Linked DNA regions of Homo sapiens: region 2 is linked to region 1. The links are chromatin loops, found by intact Hi-C in ENCODE. Cell type or tissue: endothelial cell of umbilical vein. All regions are shown on one strand. Links, peaks and the distances in the headings refer to the core of each region. The heading gives the core; the rest is flanking DNA.

What was found. Peaks named below come from ENCODE experiments on the same cell type or tissue, not always from the same donor. Only the 100,000 strongest peaks of a DNase experiment are listed, where the experiment ranks them.
Region 2: it touches region 1 in a loop (21-fold over the local background); 29 of 110 quality-filtered maps call a loop at or near these places.

The regions. Positions count from the first base shown.
Region 1 is chr1:44,494,090-44,504,980 of GRCh38, reverse strand. All of the region lies in intron 2 of RNF220 (ring finger protein 220), which reads right to left. Among named protein-coding and RNA genes, the nearest start is that of MIR5584, 46 kb to the left of the region's middle. RefSeq lists an enhancer at 8,203-8,703. In endothelial cell of umbilical vein, for the core only: no CTCF peak of the experiment used is centred there; a DNase peak (open chromatin) is centred at 4,180; H3K27me3 peaks cover 2,411 bases.
Region 2 is chr1:44,372,885-44,383,775 of GRCh38, reverse strand. No RefSeq gene overlaps it. Among named protein-coding and RNA genes, the nearest start is that of ERI3, 23 kb to the right of the region's middle. RefSeq lists a silencer at 9,304-9,514 and an enhancer at 9,901-10,070. In endothelial cell of umbilical vein, for the core only: a CTCF peak has its summit at 5,413 (motif pointing left); a DNase peak (open chromatin) is centred at 5,385.

The DNA of each region.
Region 1 (10,891 bases), core at 968-8,967:
TCCCCTCTGAAAGGAATTCTTAGCCTTTACTTTTACAGGTCAGAACCAGTGATGTGGTTGCATCAATCTGAAATGGCCCTGAGGATACCACATGTTTCTAGCTCAAGGTGAAAGGGAACATTGGGAGAGGGAAGAGAGGCCAGAGACAAATTTGAAAAAAAGGATAGGTGCCAGCTTCTTAAGACAGATATGGTCACGTGCTTTTGGCAAGGGAATTTTCCAAAAAGAGATTCTCGGTCTGTGCCAAAAAAGATACTGATGCCAATGAGACACAGGTGCTGGGATCTTGTCACTGAGGTATCAGAAGCTGCTTACAAAATCAGATATGGAAGAGGGGACTTTGCTCTCTCCCTCACTGCTCTTTCCAATTCTAACCATCCTTTCATTATACCCGCCCACCCAGAAGCTCCAGAGAGCCAAATCGTGTCATGTGCTGTCACAAACCCGGATCCCTAAGAGGACTCTCAAAGGGACCTGCCATACTGGATCAGCCCCTCGAACTTCTGCCAGGTCCCATGCTCTGAATATGAGCACAGGGGGCCAGTCAAGGCTCAGAAGGGTCAGGGCCCAGACATCCCAGATAACGGGGTCCTTAAAAGTGTCCGTGTCCCAGCCATTCATATCCACATCCTTGGGCAGATTAGCCCAAGAACTAACCAAAAGACTTAGGTGCTGGGCTGGATTGGCCCCCATTAGCCCCCTGGCTTCTACCAGAGCAAGTTATTTTTGAAGTGCATCAGGAAGATCTAACCAAGGGTGGCAACATTGATCAGCATACCTAGAACTTTACGGAGCATCAGAATGATCTGAGAGCCTGTTAAAACACGGATGGCGGCCGGGCACGGTGGCTCATGCCTGTAATCCCAGTACTTTGGGAGGCTGAGGCAGGTGGATCACAAGGTCAGGAGATCGAGACCATCCTGGCTAACACAGTGAAACCCATCTCTACTAAAAATAAAAACAATTAGCTGGGCATGGTGGCACGCACCTGTAGTCCCAGCTACTCAGGAGGCTGAATCAGGAGAATCGCTTGAACCCAAGACGTGGAGGTTGTAGTGAGCCGAGACTGTGCCACTGCACCCCAGCCTGGCCAACAGCAGACTCTGTCTAAAAAAAAAACAAAAAACAACCCACGGATGGCTGGGCCCCACACCCAGAGCTTTCAGTTCAGTAGGCCTAGGGTGGCGCCTGAGGATTTGCATTTCTAAATTCCCAGGTGATGCTGATGCTGTTGGTCCAAGCTTTGAAAACACTAGCCTAAAATTCTTCCTTGGGTTAACTTTCTCAATGCCTTCTCTTCACCTCAGATCTGGCCTTGAAAGGGGAACAGAATGGCCTGGGATAGCTGTTTCTCTCCTGTGGGAGGTGATGTGGCAGAGGGCGGAACAGGGGGTGTCTGAGATTATATGTGGCTGCAAATCAGATGGACAAGTAAACCAGCAAAATACTTTTAATGTGGTATTGGATGAGGGCAGTGTGGGCATGGAGGTCTTCCCAGCACACTAATGTATGCACACATGGACATTCTCCTCTTTCTTCCCTTGGCCTGCATTTGGAGTCCAATCCTCTTTTTGCTTGGTGGGACACGTTTTCACCTCCAAAATGCTTTCCTTGGTAAACGCTTCTTTTTTTTTTTTTTTTTTTTTTGAGACAGCATCTGGCTCTGTCACCCAGGCTGGAGTGCAGTAGCGCAATCTCGGTTCACTGCAACCTCTGCCTTCCAGGTTCAAGTGATTCTCCTGCCTCAGCCTCCCAAATAGCTGGGATTACAGGCATGTGCCACCATACCCAGCTAATTTTTGTATTTTCAGCAGAGACGGGGTTTCACCATGTTGGCCAGACTGGTCTCGAACTTCTGACCTCAAATGATCTGCCCATCTAGGCCTCCAAAAGTGCTGGGATTATAGGTGTGAGCCACTGCGCCTGGCCCTTGGTAAACACTTCAAATGCACCCAACATTAAAGTAAAAAATATCAATGAAATCTTAAAAAATGCAGCCTGGGCAACACAGCAAGACCCCATCTCTCCAAAAATAAAAATAGAAAAAATTAGTCAGGCATGACAACGTGCTTCTATAGTCCCAGCTACTGGAGAGGCTGAAGCAGGAGGATCGCTTGAGCACAGGAAGTCAAGGCTGCAGTGAGTTACGATCTCATCACTGCACACCAGCCTGGGCGACTGAGTTAGCACTCTGTCTCTAAAATAATAATTTAATAATAATAATAATAATAATTCACACGTTTTTCTGTAGTATTCGCTTGTCAAATGAAGTTAAATGTGATGTATGTTACAATGTATTGTGTGGCATGTGTGATATTATCTCATTGGATTAGAATTATTTATTCTCCATTTGCTTTTCTGTTTAAGAATAAGCTCCTTCAGGGCAGGGACAGCTCTTATTTCCTCTGTGTCTCCTAGGGCCTGGCACAATGTCTAACACAAGGAATGCTGAGCAAATTATTTAGTGCATGAATATTTGCTCCAGGAAGATGAGGCCTAATACCATGCAGATGGTTATTACATGTCAAAATAAGAATAATCCCATTTTTATATTCTCTTTCCCTCTTCCTCTGATCTTTCTCCTCTCAAATATTTTCAGGCTGGAATTCAGGGATTGGTTCTGGAGTTATCTTTATGGTTGTAGAACCCCTAGAGCTGAGAACACACAGTGGTGCCATTTAGAGAACTGACTGCCCCAGTAGACTCCCAGAATACACTGGGACTCCCAGAACACTGGATCATGCGGCAGCCTTAGCCAGGAGCCTCATAAAGTGTATGTGTGTGTGTGAGCGTGTATGGTGTGTGTGTGTGTGTGTGTGTGTGAGAGAGAGAGAGAGAGAGAGAGACAAAGGATCATACTGCAGCCAGGAGCCTTACAAAGTGTGTGTGTGTGTGTGTGTGTGTGTGTGTGTGTGTGTGTGTGTGTGTTTCAGTGGTGTGAAGTCAGCTGGGGAATGCCAGGTGCCCACTCCCCAACTTGGAATTGCAGATCTCTAGCCTGCTGCGTGGCTGTAGCTCCCTTCCTCCTCCTTCTTTTTCTCCCAACATTGAGAAAGCAGTATGCTGCCTATTTCAAAGAGTATAATAGCTCCACATTTTTATGCTTCTTTTTGGAGCAATTAGAGTGCAGAGGAGGGTCAGCAGAGGGTAAGAGCGGAGAAAACAGCTGATTCCTGAGCACTAAGAGGTCCCAAGCCACCCAGCCCCCCTCTCCTGCACCAACCAAGCCTGCACTTGTCACAAAGTCAGCCCTGACAAGTGCTCTGCCGCCGCCGCTGTGCTTGGGTGGAGTAGAAACGGAGGGGAGAGAGGGAGGGAACTTCATTCTTTCCTGGCTTAAAAAGTCAAAGGCTCTGTAAGGCATGCAAAAGGAAGAAAGAAATTGTCCTGCTTGGCCGCATTGCTTTCCTTTCTTGACCAGTTCTGCCCACACCCAATAACCCCATGCTTCTCTGCCCAGCCTTCCTCCACCTGGGCCCGGGAAGGGAAATGGGACGCCTGCTCCTCCTCTGCTCACCCATCCCCAGCCTTTCTGCCAGCCTGGGTGTCCCACAGCTGACCGGCCTGCAAACAGGACTCTATCTGCAGAATCCACCCCCTCCCCCTCAACTCTAGCATTAACCTTTCTCTTTCTTTCAACAAAAGCCAAACTCTTTCAAAGCCAACCTGATTGAAATTCAAAAACTTTCCAGGGCCTCTGCACCACTCTCTACTCCTCCCCATACTGACAGCCGCTGGTCACCCCCCCACACCCTTCCCACTCCCCACCCCCAGCAATGTAGAAAATAGCGGGACAAAGGGCTCTCCCCACCCCCTCCCCCAAGCACAAGACTCTCCCTTTGTGTCACTGTGTCACTCGGGCTGGTGGAAAGGGAGAGCTGGCTCTGGGCTCTCCTATTGTCTCCCGATACCCCCACCCCCACCCCCACCCCCACAGCCTTCTGCAGCCTGGAGGCCTTGTGCTGGGTCCCGCTCAGTTGGCCAAATCGAGGGGCCTCTATGGGGCCCCCAGGCCCACTCTCTGACAGGACAGAAGAGCCAAGGGCCCGTCTATGCCCGAAGGGTGCTTCGCCCCTGGCTCCCGAGCCCCACGTTGTGGACTCCAGGGTGGACCTGGAGCCGCAGACCAAAGCTGGCTCCCTTATTTTCCTGGACACCAGATGGAGCTCCTCCCTCCCTCCTCTCTCTTTAGAGACTCCCTCCCTCAGCAGCAGCGGCAATTAGAATGGTCTGGCAGGCTCTGGGGAGGGGGATGCCCAGGTGGTGGCCAGGAGGCTATTAGAGAATGGAGACAGGCAGCCTGGGACACCTCCTTGTACAGAGCTGCAGCCGCTGGGGAGGAAAGGTCTAAACACGCTTCCATTAATTAATTAATTCAACAAGTACTCATTGAGCACCTATCATACACGCTCATTGGGGAAACAGCAGTGAACAGAACAAAGTTCTCCTTGCAGCGCTTACATTCCAGTGGGTGAGACAGACAATCAGCAAATCAATACATATTTCAGACACAAGTCCACCCAGAAAAAGAGAGCAAGACAAGGAGCCAGAGAGTGCCAGGTGGGGAGTATGTGAGATGCGGGTGGCAGCGGGGGTGTGTTAGGGAAGTCTCCAGATACAGGCAGAATTTAGACATAGGAAGGAGCGTCTGAGAAAAGAGACTTCCAGCCCAAGGGAACTGCAAGAGCAAAGGCTCTAAGCTGTTAATTAAGGAACTAAAAGGCTAAGGTGGAGACCCAAGGGCAGCGTGTGTAGCCTGTGAGCCCAGAGGGCAGGGAGGCCAGAGAGGGTAGGTCTCTCATGCCTGTAGAGAGGTTTGGATCTTACTTTGAACGAATGGCAAGCCAGAGGAGTCACAGAATTTGATTTATGTATTAAAAGGGCCGGAACAAGGGTAGAAGCAGGAAAACCTAAGGACTCTGTTGAAATTGTCTAGGTGAGAGATAGTAGTAGTGGCTTGGTCCAGGGTCATGTGGTAGAGATGGAGAGAAGCTGTCAGATTTGGGAACCAACAGGATTTGCTGATAGGCAGTATGAATGGTGTGGGAGACCAGAGTCCAGGATAACTTCAATGTTTTGGCCTGATCCAACTGGAAGACTGGAGTGGCTATTGACGGGCAGGGTAGAGATAAAGGACATAATCATTTGATCCTGTGCAGTTAGAATAAGGAGTTCAGTTTTGGACTTAACATTTGAGCTGCCTGTTAGACATCCAATTGGAGATGTCCAGTAAGCAGTGGAGTTGGTGAATTTGTAGTTCAGGGGAGAGGTCTAGGCTAGAGATATAAATTTGGGAGTCACCATGGAGCTGGTATGAAGCCCTGGAGGGATCACCTGGGAAGGTAGTGCGGATAAAGGAGAAGGGAAATCTGAGGACTAAGTCAAGGGTACTCCAAAGTTTAGCATCACTGAAAGGAGGAGGAACCAGCAAGAGGAACAAGCAGTGAGGAAGAAGGAGAACCAACAGAGGGTGTGTCCTAGAAGCGGAGTGAGGAAAGTGTTTCTAGAAGACGGGAGTGACAGATTGAGTATGATATGCACTGAGGACTGGCTGTTGGATTTGGCAATAGGGAGGTCACTAGTGACCTGGACAAAAGCCATTTCACAGGAAGGATAGGGAAAAATCTGACTAGTGAGGGTTCACCTGAGAATGAAAGGAGAGGGGGTGACCTAAAGGGGAACAGAGAAATGGAGAGGTAGCTACAGGGGGAAATGGAAGGCTTTTAAAATAGATGGTAAATATTTTTGCACGTTTGTGTGCATCAGAGCTTCCAGCAGAAAGGGAAGCTCTGATGGTGAGATTCAGGGAGACAATTACTAGAAGATAATCTAAGCTACATTAGGAAAGAAGTTAGGTGAGATGGGGTGGGGGACATGAAAGGCAGGCAGGGTCAATAGGGTGCAGTCCTTCCCATTGGAGTTGGAATTGGGTCACTACCAGGAGTAAATTGGCAGTTGGAGAGCAGGATGTTTAAGTTGGTTATTAGGAAGGGGTATAATTACTGGTAATGACAAGATTTCGGGATGAATATCAGAGTCTGTGACTGAGGTGGGATAGAGGACAAGTTTATTGGGGGAGAGAAGGTCAAGGAACCAAATGAGCAGGATATTGAAAACGATTATCTGAGTGTGGCCCTTGGAACAGCAGCACCATCAGCACCACTTGGGAACTTCTCAGAAATGCGCATCCTTGGGGGTCTCTAGACCTACCGAATCAGAAACTCTGGGCGTGGGGCCCAGCGATCCATGTTTTAACAAGTCCTGTTGAAAGACTTGATGATAGTAAGTTTGAGAATCCCTGGTATAGAGGGTTTTGATGGGTTGTGGCAGTTGAGGGGTCAGACATGGGGTCAGATGAGGGCAGCAGGTCTCAACCACGGCTGCACAACATTAGGATCACCAGGAAAATGAAAACTCCCAGTTGTGAGCCTGCGCTCCAGAATCAATTTCCTTATGATCTGGCAGGGAGGGGGACTTCAAGGATATCAGTATTTTTGAAAGTTTACTTAGTGGTTCCAATATGCAAGCAAGGTTGAGCACCACTAGATAATGGGGTATACAGAGCCCTACAGGAACGAAGGCTTCCTGGGAGTCAGGGAGCTTGTGTAGTGACTGAAGCAAATGGAGAGCTTGGTGACATCGGTCCTGGTACACTCTTGGGCAGAATTGGGTGGTGAGGCTGTGTGTGCTGGAGCTTGGGGTAGGACGGTATTATCAAGAGCATGTGGACCTCTGGAGTTACACCACACATCTGCCAATGGTTCTTTCTTTTCTAGGAACCCAGAAAAAAGTGTAGATTGGAAGGATGAATCTATAAATGAAAGAAATAGGGACCTTCGCCACTCACCAAATATATCCCATAGTAAATGTTGCTTTCCTTCTGGCACGCCTGGGTCTCCGGAAGCAACCACTGTCAGAGCTCGGTCGGGGCCAGGCCATGGCTGATCCATGGCTCCAGCCAGCAGCCTACTTGGCCAGGCCAGGCTTTTCCCCACTGGTTTTTGCTTAACGTGGAAGCACAAGCAGCTTTCCAAGTATCAAGCACCTTTGCCTTTGGCGCCAGTCCAGATCCCTCGGGAGTTCAGATGAGAAGAATTATAATTACCTTTGCAGAAAGATTTATCCTAACAATTAGGAAGCAACTTCCAGCAGAAAGAGGGGAGACACGAGAAAAGGGGTGCTTGCAGCAGTATAGTAGGTGCTCAATAAGGTGGCTAGTAAATGAACCAGGGATGAGGGGAATTGTTGAACTTGGGGGAATGGAGAGATTTGCATGTACCAAGGAAAGGGATGGGGATGATCACATACTCACGAGGTCTGACCTTAACACAGGAAGACCTGTTTGGACAGATTGTCTCATACAATTAGACAATATTAAGGCTGGAGGCGAGGATTATCACATGGTGGTGATGGGACAAGAAGGGATTGTCACCCACAGGCGGATGAAAGGAACTGGCACAAACTGTGGGCTGATCACACCCTGATGAGACCTGATGTTCCCTCAAGACTTGAGGATATTATCCCACACTGGTGGTTGAGACTCCTAGGGTTGTTTTATACAGGAAAACCTTGGTCTCTAAGCACAGAATGACCAGGTATTAACAATGCAATACTCTGTGTGTGTGTGTGTGTGTGTGTGTGTCAGGGAAGGGGAGATTATCATATAGATACGTGCCAAGAACCATGAAGACCCTTATGAAAGTATCTGGACTGTGGGTAGGGTAGGCACAACTGGAAAGGATGAGACAAACATATCAAATATGTCTGTCATGATGGCATTGTTTTAACGGGACCTCTAGAGATGCCTTGGGAATTCTAGGCTTGAAGGCCCAGAATTTATTGGAAAGGGGACACTAGTGTAACCGTTGCTTAGCATCTAGGGAAAATGGCAGAACTGGCCAGAGAAGAAACTGTCCCAGGGGTCCTATCCCCATCCCTAGGCCAGTGTCACAGAGGAGACATTACAGGCCAGGACTCTTCACCTTTGAGGCAATCACCAAGCCAGCAGGAGGCAGGCAGCACAGTTTTTCCATCCAACAGGAGTTTGGAGGAGGACCACAAGAAGGTGGAGGTGCCGCCCGCAGCTCTCACACTGTCTGCCCCAGCAGTTCCCTGCTCTCTGGGGTGAGCTGCAAAATTATTCCACATCCCCAAGTGAGCTGGCTTGATTAAGTTTTAATTTTAGCAACTTGCTAGGAGGACGGGGAGGCTGTTTCAGTGCTGGGGGGAGGGGAAGAGCTAGAGAAGAGCTGTGCTCTGGGCCATCAGCCCACACCACATGCATCTGCTACACAGCAGCACCACCCTGGACTAGAAAACCATGCCACTGTGGAGGTGGCCAAGGGCAGGGGTGAAAAGTGGGACCTGCTGAAGTGACAAGTCACCCTTTCCTACGCCGGGGCATGTGGCTTTTTCCCCTTGGACTCAGCTCTGCAGCATGGGATTGAGAGGGAGCAGTGGTTCATTAATTTAAGTCTTCCCCTTTTTTCCTTAGCATTAATCATTCCTCAGGTCTTTAGCCAAAGCTGTTCAGAGCAGGGCTTTGCATTTCATTCATTCATGAATTCATTCATTCTCATGCCTGTCTATCCCTCTTCCAGAGATATCTCATTCACTCCCACAGCTTCAGTTATAAATATTAGTGACTCTGACTCTCTATCATCAGCCCAGATCCCTCTGATTTCCATCCTCACAAAACTCTCTGTATCCCCAGCTTCACTGGGATTTCCCATAGGCACCTGAAATTCAGTTTGTCAAAAGCTGAGCTCATTCTCCCCTTCAAATTGATTTGTCCTTCCACCTTGGAGGATGGTCCCCCTGTCCACCCCATCACCTGGGCTATCCCTCAGCTACTCTTTATTCTCCACTTTGCAGCTACACGGCTCCTTCTAAAACCCAGATCTGAGCATGTTCTGCCCCTCTTCAGTAGCTTCCCGTAGTCTTTAGGATTCAGTGTAAGCTTCTTAGCAAGGCATATATATAAAAGCCCTGCACGAACTGACCCTTGTCTACCTCTCCAGCATCATCTCTTGCCACTGGTTCATTCACTCATTCATTCATCCATCCAGTAAGCATATGCTGAGTGGTTACTAAGGTGCTAGACACTACTCTAAATGCTGGGATACAGCAGGGAGCAAAACAGATGTCTGTCTTCCCAGAGCTGTAGCTCTCCCGATCTATTTTCTGTTACCCTCTTACCTCTGGGCCAATATATACAAAGTTTATTCTGCTAGAAAGCTCTTTGTCAGGCCAGGCGCTGTGGCTAATGTCTGTAATCCCAGCACTTTGGGAGGCCAAGGTGGGCAGATCACAAGGTCAGGAGTTTGAGACCAGCCTGGTCAACATGGTGAAACCCCGTCTCTATTAAAAATACAAAAATTAGCTGGACATGGTGGCGCACACCTGTAATCCCTGGCTAACTTTTATTCATTTTTTAGGTCTCCTGCATTCTCCTAACTAAATTAGGTTACGTTCCCTTACTAACTACATGCTTCCAAAGCAATCTGTACCAGCCCCATTTCATTGTAACTACTTTTTAAGTTGTCTGTATTCCCATTACACTATCTATTCTTTGAAAGCAGTCTTAGAGATCATCTTGCTGTAACCTTCGTGCCTAGCACTACTGAATTAATTAAGTAGATATTTAATTATCAACTGCTCTGTGCCAAGCACTGTGGTAGTCTAAAAATATTTATCTTGCCAGCCAAATCTATTCTTTTTTTTTTTTTGTATCTTTTGTTTCTGGTTTTATTTGTTTATTTGTTTTTTGAGACAGGGTCTCACTCTGTTGTCCAGGTTGGAGTGCAGTGGCATGATCATGGCTCATTGCAGCCTCAACCTCCCAGCCTCAAGTGATCCTCCCACCTCAGCCTCCGGAGTAGCTGGGACTACAGGTGTGTGCCACCACACCCAGCTAATTTTTAAATTTTTGGTAGAGATGAGGTCTTGCGATGTTGCCCAGGGTGGTCTTGAACTCCTGGGCTCAAGCAATCCTCCTGCCTCAGCCTCCCAAAGTGCTGGGATTACAGGCGTGAGCCACTGTGCTTGGCCTGTTTCTGTTAATGGTGCTATTCATTACTCCCAGGCACGCATCTTAGAAATTTCATTGTGAAGTGATTCTTCTTTTTAAAAGACAAGTTAGAGATTTGTTTTTATTAAATTCTATCTACTTTTTTTGATAGGTAATAATACATTGACAGGATTCAAAATTCTAAAGGTACCAAAAGAAAGAGCAAAAGTCTTCTTTTTACCCAGATCCTGGAGTCTGCTTCCCAAGAAACAATTTTATCTGTTTCTTTTGCAGATATTTTTTTCATATGCAAACAAATACATTTCCACAAATGGAGGCATATTAAATCTAGTGTTCTGTATCTTTTTTTTTTCTTTTTAACAATATGTCTTGGAGGTCACTGCATATTAGTAATCTAAACAGCTGTCTCATTCATTTTGGTGGCTGCCTGGTGCTCCATGTTATGCCTGTACCATGCAAAAAAATTATGATTTTTTTAACCTGCTCCCTAGAGAGGAACATTTAGGTTGTCTCAAACTTTTGCTGTTTCAAACAATGCTGCAAATGCTATTTCATGCATGTCTGAGAATATCTCTAGTTGAATTAATTTCTTTTTCTCGCTTGTACATCAATCATATTTTTAGCAAGTCTAATAGATTGTCTAGCCCCGTAATGTCTCTTAAGTTTATCCCTTCATCCCTTCTCCACCATCCCCACCATTACTGCTCCAGTTCAAGTCCTCATGATTCTTTTTTTTTTTTTTTTTGACAGAGTTTCTGCTCTTGTTGCCCAGGCTGGAGTGCAATGGTGTGATTTTGGCTCACTGCAACCTCCGCCTCCTGAGTTCAAGCGATTCTCCTGCCTCAGCCTCCCAAGTAGCTG
Region 2 (10,891 bases), core at 1,298-9,297, 120 kb after region 1:
GTATGTTGCAAATATGTGATCCCAGCCTATCATGTCTTTCAAATTTGTTTATAGTTTTTTATTATACAGTTTTAAATTTTAATTTTTTTCCTCTACAGCTTCGAGATTTTATGTCCTACTTAAAAGAAGCATTTCAACCACAAGTTTTAAAAAATGTTCTATATTTTCTCTTGGTCCATAATTACATCTTTTTCACTAAGACCTTTACCTAACTATCAGATTCACATAAACTGAGATTATGAGACTTAGATAATCAGACTCACAAAGAATAAATTCAGAAGTGTAAACCAGAATACCAGCTAATTAAGTCACAATGAAGATATAATTTTCCATTGACCAGAATGTATTACATCTTAGCAGAGACACCTCACCTCAGTCTGTGGGTACCTGGAAGGTAGAATTAGTAAACTAGTACCCTGATGGTATTCTCACAACTCACAATAAAAAAGAGAATATTTCATCCAGGGGATCAAAGATGAGAAGAATGCTAAGTACCTTAACCAGAGAAATATAACAGACATAAAGCAGGACCTCTTACCAGCCAGAAGAAACAAATAGGCCTGAAGGAATGATTGAAATTCCCAGGCTCCCCTATTTCCAATATCTTTGTCCCACAGATAATGTTGGGTGCATCCAGCTAAAGTTTATCTCTCTGGCTTTCCTCTATTCCAAGTCGCATTGCAGACCACATCTTTCTTTCCTCAGATGTGTTAATACCACTGATTAGTGGTCAAGTAGCTGTTCCCAAGAGCCTCAGAGAGGTTGGGCTCCTTTCGTCACCTGTTGATTAAGTTAAATTCTCTCAAAGGCAACCTTATCTATAAGTTCTAAGTACTAACTATAACAGTTTCAGCTGAGATGAGAAGAGTAACTGGAATAAAAATTACTGAATAATATAAGATAGTATATAGCAAATGAAGAGGTAATAGCACAAGGTTTTCAGGCATGGGAATGAATGATGAAAATGATGAGGAAGACTGGTTTGTCAGTCACATGATGGTGGAAGCTGGAGCCAGGGAATAGTGAGGGACAATGCAGGCAGGGAGACTAGGCAGGAGGCTGTTATAGTCATCTAAACTAAGCCAGCTCCAAATTCTAGTCTCCAGAGTCTATGACAAACTCATCTCTCTATCCTCAGCACTTAGCCTAAAGCCTGGCATGGTGGTTTTCGATGAGTGGTAAGTGGTCAATTTTAATCAGCATAGCAATTTTCAAGTGAGTTGGTACTTTCAAGGCACTTAAAAAATTTTTGTGCCAAAATATTATCTTATTAATTTATTAATCCTATTATTTCTGCTCAGCAATATCTTTATGTGTAGTAATATAGCCACTTATTAAGGGCCCACAGTATGGCAGACATTTAAAATTTTTAATATAATTCTCATAACAACCCTATAATGATCTATAGATATAGCAAAGCACAGTTCAGATAATTTTAAGAAACATACAAGTTTTCATAGTTAGAAAATGACAGTGCAGACACTAAATAACATATCACAAATTAAGAGAAATAAAGTTTCATCTTATCACTTTTCCGAAAAACAATAATCCTTTTCATTTTATGATGAAAAAACCTGACCCACAGATAAGCTAAAATAGTGGTCCCCAATTTCTTGATCATGTCTACCTATCTGTAAAAAAAGTATACATTCCCCTAATATACATATGTTTATTTATAAATTATCACTATCAGCTAATGTCTTATGGTACAATATATGCTTAGGGCAGAATTCATTAGAATGTATGTATATCTATGTTTCAAATACTCTTCTTAATAATTTCAAAAAGTTTTTGCTGACTTCTTGTCAGATCTGATTAGCTTGTAATTGCTTATATCTGATCATCTGGCTAACAGCTCCTACTAGGAGTAGACGTGATGGCTTGTGTTTGAATTTTTGTATTATTTTCAAGTCATATTTTCTTTGCAGAAATCTTTTTTTTTTTTTTAAGACGGAGTTTCCCTCTTGTTGCCCAGGCTGGAGTGCAATGGTGTGATCTCGGTTCACTGCAACCTCCGCCTCCCAGGTTCAAGCAATTCTCCTGCCTCAGCCTCCTGAGTAGCTGGGATTACAGGCGCCCACCACCACGCCAGGCTAATTTTTGTATTTTTTAGTAGAGACGAGGTTTCACCATGTTGGCCAGGCTGGTCTCGAACTCCTGACCTCAGGTGATCCACCCGCCTTAGCCTCCCAAAGTGCTAGTATTACAGGTGTGAGCCACCATGCCCGATCTGCAGGAATCTTTTTAAACCATCTGTTCATTCTATGGACATGTTTAGCTAAAACTGGTTAACATAATCAGCAAATCGCTTAACTAGGCACATGCTAACTGCAACATATCATAGGCACCACTGTCAACTCTTACATTGTTGAGATCTCCATCTGCCTTCAGCGTGCATCGTGTCCCTCACATGACAGGTGACCAAATGACTTAAAGAGTGAAGATGTCCATCTCAATGCTCATGTAAAATATCAGTAAAGCTCATTATTTTAACAGTAAAACTACATATAAATTGTAGTTCTACTATTTTCTTCCTGACCTAAGGAATCACCTTTGAAGACCTCTAGGCAAGAGGATCGCCTCAAGCAATAAGGTCAGAAGTTTTCCCATTGGCTTTCTAATTCTTAATCTAGAGTCTTCCTGAAAATGCTGTTTCAAGGAGGAAATACATACCTTCTTGGCTGGGCAGATCTTCTAGGTCTTTTTGCACTTGCCTGGTGAATGAGCTTACTCTGAGTCTGGAGTGTAGGGGAGGAGCTGGGGGTTTGGCATGATCATCTCAGTTTTAAGATTGGGCCTAGAAGAGTCATAGCAAAACCCTAGAATGCAGCTCTGCTCTCTCGTTTTCCTGGTGGTCACCACAAGAAGAGACAGAATCACAAATGGACTTGTTGATGAAAGAGGCTTTCAGAGGAACTCTGTGAGAGCCTCTTGTTTCACTGAAGAGGGAGATGTGGCACTACATGCCCCAGGACCCTCAGCCTGTGGGCCTGGGACTTACCAGGACCTCACCAGGGACGAAGTTTCGTTGCATGCCTGGCTCATTTCTACTCCATTTCCCCATTGGGTCAGGGCCAGGAACCCAGATGTCCCCTCCCTTGGTGCAGCCACTGTTTCAGAGTCTCTAGGAGGCAGAGAGCCTGGAGGGCAGTGGGGGCGGGCAGGAGGAGTAGGGTCCTCCAGTCCAGCTGGTCTGATGGGGGCTGTGTCTTGGACTAGGGAGAGTCCCCCAGACTATGCTTGGAAAAGCAAGAGAATGCTTCATTTTCCTTACTACCATTTGGTGCAACATCTAGTCCAGTCAAAGGAGTTGTTGGGGAGCTCCCAACCTCCAAACTTGATGCACACAGAAAGGCTGAGGGTCTTTGATCACCTGGAGCACAGCCCTTTCCCCTCAAAGACCCCTTTAGAGGTGGAATTCTCTGGACTTTACTAGGAGGCTCCTCAATACCCCACAGCACACACCCCTGTTAGCCTAAATCTTGAATCCCTCTCCCTATCTCCCTCACTTTGAATGACTTGGAAATTTACTCCCAAATACCAGGCCCTTCCAAGTCTGTCTCAATAAATAATAACAGCTAACTCTTAATGAGCACATGCTAAATGGCTTATGTGGATTAATTCACTTAATCCTAACGGCAAGTCTGATGCAGACACTACAGTTATCCACATTTTATAGATGAGGAGATTGAGGCACAAAGAAGCTAAAGCCCTTGCCTGAAGTCACCTAGCTGGTTAATGATGAAGGTGGCATTTGTAGCCAAGCAGTCCACCTCTTGATTCTGCTCTTAACCACTATACTATGCACTATGATATACTTCATGTTAAAAATGGATGTTTTTGGACATGGGGGTGGGGGGAGGGGGGCGGGATAGCATTGGGAGATATACCTAATGCTAGATGACGCGTTAGTGGGTGCAGCGCACCAGCATGGCACATGTATACATATGTAACTAACCTGCACAATGTGCACATGTACCCTAAAACTTAAAGTATAATAAAAAAATAAAAATAAAAATAAAAATAGATGTTTTCTCAGCTTCCATAAAGTATGACTAAAAACACGTTAGGAAACATTTGATCTGTATCATATGAGCTATACAAATGTAGCTTCAAGGTACATCTCCCCAGCTGCCTTCCAGCCAAATGGCTGCTGCCCCAAAGATGCTCCTACCTTAAAATTCTAGAACTGCTGCTGCAAATGCCCTTCGTTTTGATCCTCCTTGAGGCCCTTGGTATCCTCATGGATACCTTCATTGGTGGTCTTATGTGCTGTCAGTGATATTCCTTTCCACTCAAGGGAACACCTGCAGTGCTCACTAGCTGAATGTTTACTCCTCTTTCTGGAAGGAAGATGAAAGCAAGCAAGGAGAGCTGGGTACACACACATCCATCAACTGGGCTTTGATCTCTCTGCCTGGGAAGCAGATTTCACACTCAAGCCAACTGCAACAAGTTTTACTAGTGCGGTCTCCTGTGATATCCCATCCAGTCTGGAATTGAATCTGCACAGTAGTGAGTCTCCTCAATGCCATGCTCCCCAAGGACCCGGGGCTTGCTCTCATGTGGGTAAGGTGAGCACTCAACAAATGAACTGAGGCGGGACGTGCAGTCAGTTCCTGTGGAGTTCGAGCAACATCAGGCCCAAAACTCGGAGCCCCTACATAGTAGAGCCCCTACTGTTTGCAGAGTCCATCACGTGTCCACACTTGCAGCCACAGCTAGCAGAACAGGAGAGAGGCTTGTTGGGCACCAAGACCCACCCGACCCATGGCTGCTGCCCTTAAGCCCTTTAATTCTGATGCAGGATCAGGTAGGTAACATGGGCACAAGTGAAGACACTGTCTCATGGCTGTCTGAGGTAAAAGGGATTCAGTGAACAGATGAAGGAGCTGCAAGGAGGAGACGCCAGGTGGCAGCTGGAGAAGAAAAGCAGTCAGTGAAGACAAGAAGGGCAGGGGACCAGCTGTGGAGAGGCCAGACAGCTGGCTGGCCAGAAGAAACCCTTTAGGATGTCGTTTGGGGCCTGAAACGCACCCTCAGCAGCGTAAGTTATTGCAACGCCCTTGCAAATATAAAGTGCTGTACAAACACTAAATCTAGAATGGCTAATAATTTTGTTATGTTAAAGCATTCGTGTCAGGTAATTAATGTACTCATTGTGATCATTTAATTTTATGGCAGGTAGTATAGGGCTGGACAGAAATAGGGCTCTTTGGCCCAGTCCTCTCATTTCTCATTAGATAAGCCAACAACGCGGCCTCCCTGGTCTGCTGCGCCAAGGTGTTGCTGGAGAGAACTGCTGCAGGAGGCTCAGAACCTGGACTTGGGGCCTTCATGAAAGGGGATTTCATTTTCCTTGGCCCCTGGTGCCTAGAGGCCCTAGTGCCCCCTGGTGGTATCTGAGGCACCATTTCCTCAAAGGAAATTCATAGCTGAATTAGTGGGGAAACAGACAATTAGTTGCCTGGATAAAAGCTTCTCCCTTGACAAGTGTGCCTGAAAGCCACAAGGGTGCTGTGCACAGTAAAGGTGGAGTTGGCGTGGCTGTGTGGTGCTCCTTGTGCGGGCAGGCCAAATGGAAGGCTCTGTCACAGTTGGAGCACCTGGAGGGAACTAGGAGGCCTGGCCATACTGCCCCAGAAAGCCCTAAAGGGAAGCTGTTCAGGCTCCTGTCCACCGCAGGCCACTACGGTGCTCTGGTGGAAAGGGGATCTCTCCTTGTTCCTTGCCCAGTCTACTGAGGGCTCAGCTTGCAGCAGGGACTCCATCTTCCATCTGTTCTCTCTATTCCTTCCCAGTGCCCATCACCCCTCCAACCCCTCAACACACCCCAAGCCAAGGCAGGTACTCCTATTCCTTTCCCTAAACCTTCCTGTCATCTCCTCCATTGTGAGCCCTTCTTGACTAAGTAGGTCCCAAAGAAGAGCCTCACCTTCCATCTGCTCTCAGTCCCAGTTTGTATGCCAGCCTGAAGAGGGGTTCAAGAAGGTGTAGGGCTAGGGCTTGCCCCAGCCCTGAATGAGCCCCCAACCTCACACATGTCTATATTCATGTAAATGCAGACATCTGTCTCTGCCTCGACCTTCTCATTGATCCTTTTGTGCCTAGAAGTGGTGACCAGTCGGCTTCTCCATGCTGGATATATTAAGGTTAACTTGCATAGAAACCGAGTTATGACTTACAGAATCCTTGGCTGTGGTCATTGCCCCCGCCTCCCTCTCTCTCCGTACTCTGCCTGGATACCACCTCACTTCAGATTAAAGGTATAGCAGCGGGTTGACCAATAACTAATATATTTATTATGGACCCAGAAAGGTTTGGGTCCTAGTATCTTTCTTTGTTAAAGTCAGCAACAGTTGTCTGGATGACCCATAAACTCCAGGTTACTTATAACCTGGTGGGTGAGGGCACAGGGAAGACAGTGGGTTTGCTAGTGACAATGGCCCTGAACATCTCAGAACTGGTGTGTCCTTAGGAAGCTCTCTGCATAGTATGATGACTACTGTCTTCCAGACTAGTATTTGGCCTAGAGCTCCATGTTCATTAGCACGAGTCTCACAAAAATAATAGCACTGGCACTACTATCCATCGAGGCACCACTATGTGCCAGGAATGCAGAAAAGTACTTTGTGTATTGTCTCATGTAATGCACCCAACACTCCTATGGTGTTGGGGTCATTTGTGGCCTCATTTACAGGCATAAGAACTAAGTCTCAGACAGGTTACGTAGCTTACTTAAGGTCATAGGGTTGCTAGGTGGCAGAGTTGGAATTTGAACTTAAGCAGTCTAGGACAAGAATCCACATGCATAACCACTACTCTACATTGCTTCTTTCTGTGCTATGCTGTCTGGATACACTGGCCTACTATTCCAAAATAATTATTTTAGTCTACTCTGTTCCAGGGACTGTGCTGGGCCCTTGAGAGAGGAGGACTCTATACAAGATTGATGGATTTATTGATATTTCCTATTTGCCAATCACTATGCTAAGCTGTACTGGAGAGGAATCTATTATCCGATGAGTGGCTGCTACATCTACAGCTCTTGACCAAGAGGAGGGGCCCTGGGTGCTTTCTTATGTATAGATGACCACATGTGGTATTAAGTGACTTTACCACCCTGGCCACAGCAAACTGGATCAAGGATGAAGACCTGGCTGGGTGCGGTGGGTCACACCTGTAATCCCAGCACTTTGGGAGGCCAAGGCGGGCGGATCACCTGAGGTCAGGAGGTCGAGACCAGCCTGGCCAACATGTTGAAACCAGAATTGGTGTGTCTCTACTAAAAGTACAAAAAAATTAGCTGGGCGTGCTGGTGCGCACCTGTAGTCCTAGCTACTCGGGAAGCTGAAGCAGGAGAATTGCTTGAACCTAGGAGGCGAAGGCTTCAGTGAGCCAAGATTGCGCCATTGCACTCCAGCCTGGGTGACAAGAGAAAACCTTTGTCTCAAAAGAAAAGAAAAAAAAAAAGATGAAGATCAGACCCAAAGACAGCCAATCTATTGGCTGACCAAGAATCCACAGTGTGGCTCAACAAGAAATCTCTGCCCAACAGAGTTAGTGACTAGGGTATGGTCAAACCAACAAGATCCTTTTCCTTGGAAATATAAACTCTTATTGGTTGGAAGTGTTGGGTGCCATAGAAGCAAGGACAGAGTACTAAGTGACCATAACGGTGAAACATAAGAGTAGAGATCAATGAATGCCCAATTCAGAGGCAGCAATGAAATCACCTAATTTCTAGAACTATGCTGTATCCTGAACCAGTTCTAGTTCTCTAAGTTTTTTTATGATCTCTGTGAAGTCTAACCGTGTGGCTATATATCTTGACTTGACTTTCTTATTTCTGTCTATATCCTCACAAAGATCCCCTATAATCAACATAATTTCAGTGTGTCCTCATGGAGCTCACAATTGAGCAGGCAATACAGATGATAATGAAGCAATTATTTACCATAGATAAGTGCTACTATGGGGGAAGCCCAAGAGGCTGTGAGAGTACAGAGGCACCTAATCTAACCAGAGACAGTCAAGGAGGGCTTCCTGGAGGAGGACGAATAGCATACAGTTCTCATTTTATTCAAAGCAAAATCCACATCTTTAAAATGGCCCACAGTCTTTAAAATAGCCTACATAGGCCGGGCACGGTAGCTCAGGCCTGTAATCCCAGTACTTTGGGAGGCCAAGGCCGGCGATCACCTGATGTTGGGAGTTCGAGACCAGCCTGACCAACATGGAGAAACCCCGTCTCTACTAAAAATACAAAATTAGCCAGGCGTGGTGGCACATGCCTGCAATTCCAGCTACTCAGGAGGCTGAGGCAGGAGAATTGCTTGAACCCGGGAGGCGGAGGTTGCCGTGAGCAGAGATTGTGCCATTGCACTCCAGCCTGGGCAACAAGAGCAAAACCCCAACTCAAAAAAAAAAGAAAAAAAAACAGCCTACACAATCTGACACTCTCAATTCCCACATTCCCTCTCTAATTTCTATTCCTATCACTTTATTTCCCTTCTTGCTCACTCTGCTCCAGCCTCATTGGTCTGCTGGGTGCCCCTGAAACACATCGACTCCTGCCTCAGGGTCTGTGCTCTCGCTTTTCTCTTTACCTGTAATGTCTCCAGATACCCACTTGTTCAATTCTCTCACCTCTTTTAAATTTTGCTCAAATATTATTTTCTCAGTGAGGTATACCTTGACCTCTGATTTAATACTGCATCCTGTTTACCATTGCCTACTCCTATACCCAGACACTCTTGATCTCCTTACCCTACTCTACTTTTTTCTCTTTTCCTTAGAACTTATCATCTTCAAACATATCTAATGATTTACTTATTTCTGATATTTGTGGTTTTTGTCTGGCTCTCCATGTTTAGAAAGTAAGCTGAACATGGACAGAAACTGTCTTAGTCTATTTGGGCTGCTATAACAAAATACCATAGACCAGATGGCTCATAAACAATAGAAATTTATTTCTCACAATTGTGGAGACTGAGAAGGCCAAGATCAAGGTGCTGGAAGATTCAGGTTCTGGTGAGGACCCATTTCCTGGTTTATAGATGGACAGCCATCTTTCATTGTGTCCTCAGATGGTAGAAGAGGCAAGGGATCTCTCTGGGCTTTTGTTTTTTTTATTTTTATCTTTTTTTTTCCCACCCTGTCTTATGGTATGGATGGGATTTCTTTTATAGGGCACTAATCACATTCCTTGAGCCTTCATGATCTAATCACTCCCCAAAGGCCCCACCTCCAAATACTCTCACATTGGGGATTAGATTTCCACGTATACATTTTGGCGGGGTGGGCCACAGACATTCAGACCATAGCAGTGATTTTATTTTGTTTATTGACTGTCATAGGTTGTGTTACCCAGGAAGCAGATTCTGAGACAAAGTGTAGCATGCAAGTGGTTTTTAAAGAGTGTTCTTGGGATCAACACCGATGGAAGTGAGGGAGGCAGTATTGGTGCAGAGGGAGAAGTTGAGCTGTGATGCAGTCCCAACAAAGGCCTCAAACAATCCTATAGGAAGCTCTGGAGCTGGAGTGGTCTTTCAAAATTATTTGAATTGGGATAAGGGGGCTGGGATCTTTATATTCTAGTGTTGATCAGCCCCTAGAAGGAGAAAGGATGTTAGCCAAAGAAGTTTTTCTTCAACTGCAGCAGTCCCTCAACAAGGCTAACACAGCTGAGGCCTAGCCATAAACAGCACTCCCAGCAACTGGTGAAATAATTCCTTTTCTTCCTGAAGGTGGATCTAGGGTGGATCTAGGCAACAGACCACAGCGACTACTGCAATTTTTCCTGGTGCCACTTGGATTTACTTCTTCTTCTTTTTTTTTTTTTTTTTTTTTGAGATGGAGTCTTGCTCTGTCACCCAGGCTGGACTACAGTGGCATGATCTCAGCTCACTGCAACCTCCACCTCCCGGATTCAAGTAATTCTCCTGCCTCAGCCTCCTGAGTAGCTGGGATTACAGGAGTGTGCCACCACGCCTAGCTAATTTTGTATTTTTAGTAGAGATGGGGTTTCATCATGTTGGCCAGGCTGGTCTCGAACTCCTGACCTCAAGTGATCTGCCCTCCTCGGCCTCCCAAAGTGCTGGGATTACAGGTGTGAGCCACCATGGCTGGCCGGATTCACTTCTTTATATAAATTGTTAGAACATCTCCTCAAGGATTTTGGTAGGCCTCTCTTCCTAAGAAAAATTTAGAAGAGAAAGGTTTTCAGAATAGACTATAGATCCCACTGTTACAGCTAGTCTTAGGGCCGCAACTTATTATATTCCCTTTCTACTAACAATTCTAGACTCCCCTTACCCTCAGGTAATGCATTTGTTGGTCTTGGTAGCTTCAGTTGTGGTATGACCCAGACTGTCATCACTAAGGGATCTCAGGCTGGTCACCATGCCCTTCTCAAACTGCGGTTGTTGCACTTGTCCATATATCATCAAAACAGGAAGGCAGGATCAATAAATGCTCAAGTACCAAGTGGATCACTCTTGGTTGCCCCCATTGTGTAATGGCAGCCCTACTGCCTTCCAATGATTAGAATCAATTACCTCTGCCAAGATAGGGTGACTTTTCTTCTTGCCTCTTGGTCCCCTAGCATGAACCATATTATAACCATATTATAACCAGGCAGGAACCATATTATATAGATCAATGTGAATCTGGCTGTGTCTCCGAACAGAAGTGTTTCCCCTTTGGCAACCAGCTCCTCTAAATTTGCAAAGACCATAATTTCCACAAGTGGATCATTAGGAGTAATGGTAAATGGGGCTACTCCTGCTTCTATCCCTTGGTTCCCAGACCCAATTGCAGACACATCTCCATATAAAGGTCTTTGACTTAAAGTATATACTGTGTCCTAGAACAGCGTTTCTCATCTTTG